Linked DNA regions of Mus musculus: region 2 is linked to region 1. A link is a loop called in an ENCODE intact Hi-C map of the cell type or tissue named here. Cell type or tissue: heart. All regions are shown on one strand. Links, peaks and the distances in the headings refer to the core of each region. The heading gives the core; the rest is flanking DNA. Region 1 has its middle 62 kb from the start of Mbl2. Region 2 has its middle 5.3 kb from the start of Dkk1.

The links. Hi-C counts contacts between places; a loop is a spot of excess contacts. Peaks named below come from ENCODE experiments on the same cell type or tissue, not always from the same donor. Only the 100,000 strongest peaks of a DNase experiment are listed, where the experiment ranks them.
Region 2: it touches region 1 in a loop (3-fold over the local background); 7 of 42 quality-filtered maps call a loop at or near these places.

The regions. Positions count from the first base shown.
Region 1 is chr19:30,293,564-30,296,478 of GRCm38, forward strand. No RefSeq gene overlaps it. Among named protein-coding and RNA genes, the nearest start is that of Mbl2, 62 kb to the left of the region's middle. In heart, for the core only: a CTCF peak has its summit at 1,798 (motif pointing right); no DNase peak of the experiment used is centred there; H3K27me3 peaks cover 766 bases.
Region 2 is chr19:30,553,326-30,556,240 of GRCm38, forward strand. No RefSeq gene overlaps it. Among named protein-coding and RNA genes, the nearest start is that of Dkk1, 5.3 kb to the left of the region's middle. In heart, for the core only: a CTCF peak has its summit at 1,498 (motif pointing left); no DNase peak of the experiment used is centred there; H3K4me3 peaks cover 573 bases; H3K27ac peaks cover 590 bases.

The DNA of each region.
Region 1 (2,915 bases), core at 287-2,786:
CAGTGAGATACTTTCTCATTTGTCCCATCCCTTCCAAAAATAGCAAAAGTCAAAGATTATGGAGAAATTGTTCTTAGATATAGCTTTCTCACACAAACTTAATGTCTTCTGGTTATGATACTTGCTTCAGACATGGACAAACTTCCAGATAAATCCCTCGAGGTTGAAGTCTAAAAACAGAGGAATTGTGACCATCGTAACAAAGACACTTGGGTCGCTCCATTTGGGATCAGGCTATTGAGACAATGGACACTAAGGTATTGGAAAATTCCCAGGATGCTCATACTGCAAGGACATGCTGGTGACAGTCAGAGGAAAGTTGCTTCCATCTTTCTGGAAGCAATTTCACATAGTCCTGACATCTCTCAGGGCAGACAAGAGCAAGGGACCAAAAAAAGAAAAAAAAAAAATGGAAAAGAAAATGAGACGGGAGAGCGTCTCTTGGTCAGGGCTACTTACTTCTACATATCTCTTGCTCTCTATTCAAGCTTCCGTTTCATATCAAAATCCCAAAGCTAGGCTCGGAGAGTCCCTGGACCTCGCTTTGTTCTTCTCTCAACTGTGTCCGTACTGAATACATTTTCTTTCTCTGCTTTCCACAATTGCTTGTCTTTGTAACTGGCATACTGAGGATTAAATCTAGCTTGTTCAGACTGTTGGGGGTCAAGACTTTGATCCATAACCCAAGTAACACATATATTTAACATATATTAAACATATAAATTAATCCATCCCTGTTCATGTATTGATAAAAATGGCATTTATTTTGTGTATATGTGTGTGCCTGTGCGTACCACATTCATACACCGCAGTGTACACGGGGAAGCCAGAGGACAACTTGCAGGAGTCAGTTTTCTGTTTCCACATAGGAGTCCTAGGGACTGGTGCAGCTGCCCATGCTTGCCATTCTGCGTCTTTTATCCTCATAGCAAGTTGGCATTACACTGATACTTGTCTTTGGTCAGAGTTCTGTTGCTAAGGGTTTCTCTGTTTAGCCCTGGCTGTCCTGGAACTCATTTTGTAGACCAGGCTGGCCTTGAATTCAGAAATCCGCCTGCCTCTGCCTCCCGAGTGCTGGGATTAAAGGCGTGTGCCACCACGCTCGGCCAAAAGGAACCCTTTAAGTGCCCGTTTTCCTGCGCTGCCTGCCCAGTTTCTCAGCGCTGACCCCAGTGTAGAGTTCTAATGGTGTGGTCTCTGCAGTCTCTTGTGGAATAGGCAGCTGTGAGGTCTGAGCCAACTCTAAGACCTACTTCCTAACAGTAGACTCTCACTGACACACACATTTGGCAAATAAACATTTGAAGTGATCGTGGACCCCAGCTTCAGCGCTGCCCTATAATTACCAAGGTTGTGCGTCCTAGGCTTCCCTCCCCCTCTTCTGAATTTCATTGCTTAGAGTTTCCTCCCTCCTCTGTGGGTCCAGTGTCTTTAAATGAGTGCTTCTGGGAGGCTGCAGCACGAATGACAAGGAAAGCCATCCCGCATTTGTAAATACAGAGGAGACCACACACGAAGCGGAGGTACCAAATCGTTATATCTGATCCTTGTTTAATATTACATTGAGTCCATCTCTGGTGCGTTCGTGTACTGAGACGCGAGGAAACCCCAGAAGGTATTCATTTTAAATACCACCACGTCAGTTTCGAATTTTTAAAAAAATGGTATTTGGTTTTTTTTTTTTTCTTTTTTTTCTTTTTCTCCGAACCTGCATTCATGAGCTGATTCTGCAAACGCAGCAGTTAAATCAGTCATCTGAGAATAAAACGTCAATCACACAAAGGAAGAGCAGCCCCAAGAGGGCGCTATGCTCTGCATGCGAGGCACAAAAAAAATTGAAAGCATTGGAAGGAATGAAAGACGCTAGACTGCTAGACGTTTGTTAGACGTTTGTAGGCTTCCAATCACTTCCAATCCTTCGGAGGAGCAAATCTTTACTGATGGTTAGTTCCTGCCTCATGTTGACAGTTTACAAATAAGAACAGTAAGCTTCCATTTCAGGGCAGACAGCTTGGAGCCTTCTTCAGAAGCAGTTTTTTAAATGAGACTGACAGAGCAGCACAAGCTTTCCAGGCAGCGAAGGATGAACGCTAGCGCTCCCAGAAAACAGCGTGCCGGATGCGTAGGCTTCCACAGGCACCCACTTACTGTAACAGCAAATAAGGCTCTCCTACAGTTGGACTCTTTGTTTCTTGGAGTTTTGCTCTTGGAAAGGACAGAAGAGGTTAGCCCCTGTATGCATGCCTTGCTGTGTCTTTGATGCACTATTTCAGCTTTGGATGATATTCTCTACATTGCCCTGAATACACACACACACACACACACACACACACACACACACACACACACACACTGTCAGTGGAAATGTTCATTGAAAACCTCTATGGACCTGATCCAATGCTATGGGAGACATCGTGATAGACAGGCTTGACAAGAGATCTGTGTAATGAATGACCTGTCCCTTAGGGGCTTTCCAATCAGGAGACTATGATCGCATCCTCCAGACAATCTCACACGTAAAACAGAGACGGAAGCACAAGCAACAAGAACTGTTGATGAGGCTGTAGGAAATCAAACCCCCAGCAGAAGTGGCCCTCAGTACAGAAGCAGCAACTCTGCAGGAGACAGCTATTGCAAGGGGAAGCCAAGGTTTTGGTCTGCCCATGTACTGAGCAGGGTGGAAAGGGGAAGCTATCCACAGAAAGCTTCAAGAAGGCCAGTTTGCTGCTGTCTCTGCCTCTACTCTTATGATTTTGTGGGGATGGCTTAGTCTCTTCAGCCATGTATGCAATATGAGGGTAATAGTTGTGTGTGTGTGAACTGAAGGAGAGTCTAGATAATTATCTATCTATCTATCTATCCATCCATCTATCTACCTATCTATCTATCTATCATCTATCTATCTATCTATCTAT
Region 2 (2,915 bases), core at 213-2,712, 260 kb after region 1:
CAGACGTGACTCATGTTTGGAGTCCCTTGAAGTGGGTAGGCTTTTCTGTCCTACAAAGAGGAGCAAGTGAGTTTGGGATGCTTATCTTCGCTCTGTCCCTGGAGATGGCTAGCCTAGATAAACCCAGCGCCACAGTCACAAGACTATCTAACTCAGCTCAGAAAACGATCCTGGAGCCCTTGAAGCATAAACAGCCTGGAGCTCAGAAGTGAAGGAGGTCTGGTGAGAATGATGACAGCAGCATCTTTCAGGAGGTCCTGACTCCCAGAAAGGCCTGTGATAGGTAGGGTCTAGGAGTCCAGCTGCCTCATAATATCCCCTGTAGGACTTAATATTTCCAATCCTAAAGATAGGGCGGTGCCAGCATAAGGCGGGGCCCGGACAGCAGATATATAGGAGATGGAATTTTCTTCTGTGCCACTGGGTTCTTGTCATACTCCCTGTATCATACTGGCATTCTCCAAGGGCTGTGACCAAAAGGGCCCCTTGCCACTGCCCTGGAAGCTAAGGGCTGGAGCTCAGCAATGGACTGCAAGGTGACAACTGTCCCTTTGTGATTGTGGAACTAGCTTTCTTTTCATTTGTAAATGTCATGCTGGGAAGTCAAGGGAGCCCCCTTCTGGATACAAAAGTAGTCTTTAAGCCGTCCTGGGCAAGGCCTTTTGTCTTCAGGTTAAATGTCTTTCAGACAGCGTTATTAAGCAATACTCACTATTGTGGACCCTGGGAACTTGCTGATTTTGGAGAATGTAAACTAAGTTTCTGGAAATATGGTGAATTACGTGACTCTTGATTTTCTAAAAGATGCCCGAGCAGAAGGGAGTGAGAGAACGAATGAACAAATTAATATGAATGAGAATGGATGAATGAATGATTTTGTTTCTTCATCCCCAAATTTCCAGCTAGAACATTGTATTAGAACCTTGGTGGAAACAAGATGTAGGCTAGAAACAGTACTAACTTCTGCTAAGGGGTTGGAGCAAGGATTCTTCCCCCTTGAGAGGATCTTGGAGCTCCAAGCTGCTGTTGCACTCTCTTCCTGCCAGGGTGAGCCGCGAACCTCCATTGCCTGAGCGCTGGCTCAGGCGGCTCACTGCAGTCACAAGCCATCGCCACCTTACAGTAGTGTAAAATGAAACTTGCTTAAAGACTCTTTGATGAGAGAAGATCAAACAGCTCAGGGTCCCTGTCTTAATCAACCGTGAGCCAGGTGGCCTCGCAGAGAGCTGGATTTGGGGCTTCTGTGGACTTTGTGTTTAGCAAATTCATCAGCGTAATCCCGTTGAAGCCCTGGCCTGGGCGCAAATCTCTTCGCACTACACTGCTGCTGTGGGTCCACGGTGTCAGTTCTCGGGGCAAATAAATCAGGGTTAATTAGAAGTGGGGAGGGTAGAGGGGGAAAGGAGAGGCACAGGAAGATTTCTGCTCTGAGAGACGGTAAGTCCTCACCACTGCTAGTTCGGGAAGGAGCAATCCCGTTCCTCTGCTTCCCCCTGGTGGATCCTATCGGAAGTGATCTGGACCTAAAGTGAATTAAAAAAATAATTCTTTGGAAGATTTGTTTCATTTTGTTTTTAGAGACAGGGTTTCTCTGTGTAGCAGCCCTGGCTTTCCTGGAACTCACTGTTTAGACCAGGCTGGCCTCGAACTCACAGAGGTCCACCAGCTTCTGCCTCCAGAGTGATGGGATTAAGAGGGTATGCCACCACACCCGGGATAACTTCTCCAGCTCTCACACTGAAAACGTTTCAAAGCTAAATAGTCTCCAACTTTTAATATTCCATATAATATATAGTAAATCTTCGCATAATAGAATAAGATAGGATAGCGTCTAACCGCTGTCTAAAGACTAAGGAGTTGGGGTCTGGCACAGAGGCTCTCAGTGAAATGTTTATTCAGTTAGGTTTAATTTGCACACCAGCATTCCTCATTCCTGGATGAAAACTTAGGCTCTTCAGATGATAAGTACCACACTTAAGGAGAATCCTATGCTGCATGTATTTCAGGAAAGTTCATTCATCTATAACCATTTTTTATAAAACTTTTTAGAAAATGAAAATATGTCATTTGTTTCAATGAGAAAATGTTAATTTCAAATTTTCCACTTTTTTTAAAAAAAGAATATTATCTAGGAAGCTTATGAAAAATACAAGCAGGTAATAATTTTGTGCCCACTCATGTTTTCCTTTTTTAAAAAAATAAAAGCTGTTGGAACTTGTGTGATAAATCTTTTAAGCATGCAACTCAATATTTATAATCTACTAAATTTTAGATATAACAAGTGCCAACTATAGAAATCACACAGCATTGTTTTCATATTGGGCTTTAGATTATGTTTTCTAAGAATGGTTTTAAAGAAGTAAATTGACCTTCAACAAAAGAACTCGAGAGGTTTTGTTTTTGTTTTTGTTTTTTCTTCCTGTTGTTGCTTGGGACAAGGTTTTGCCATGTAACCCAGGCTTGTCTTGACATGGCAATCGTCCTACCTCAGGGTCTAAATGCTGGGGTGACAAGCCCGTGCCACCTGAGCTGGCTTCTCACTGATAATTTCATTAATCCCTGCCCACCTTTTTGGCTTGAACTCTGTGTTCCATCAGTACCTCCACAGACTGCTGTATCAAATGGCTCTAGTTATAAGAAAAGCCACTTTCACGTAAGCTGCAAGCCGGAGAAAAGAGTGAAAAGCAGTTTGCAAGGTTCAGGAGCTTGGTGGGTTCAGCTTAGCTGCAGATGTCCTTAGAAGGTACAGGAGCGGTAAGGAAAGCTGACTAGCCTTCTGTGAGAACTGGCTTCCTTTCTTTCCTCCTAACGATGTGAGAGGAAGACTGAGGCTAGATATGTAAGCCCTAAGTCCTAAGGTTTGCCTTTTTCTGTGCTTTTTGTTGTTGGTGTTGTTATAGATTTAAAAAAAAAAA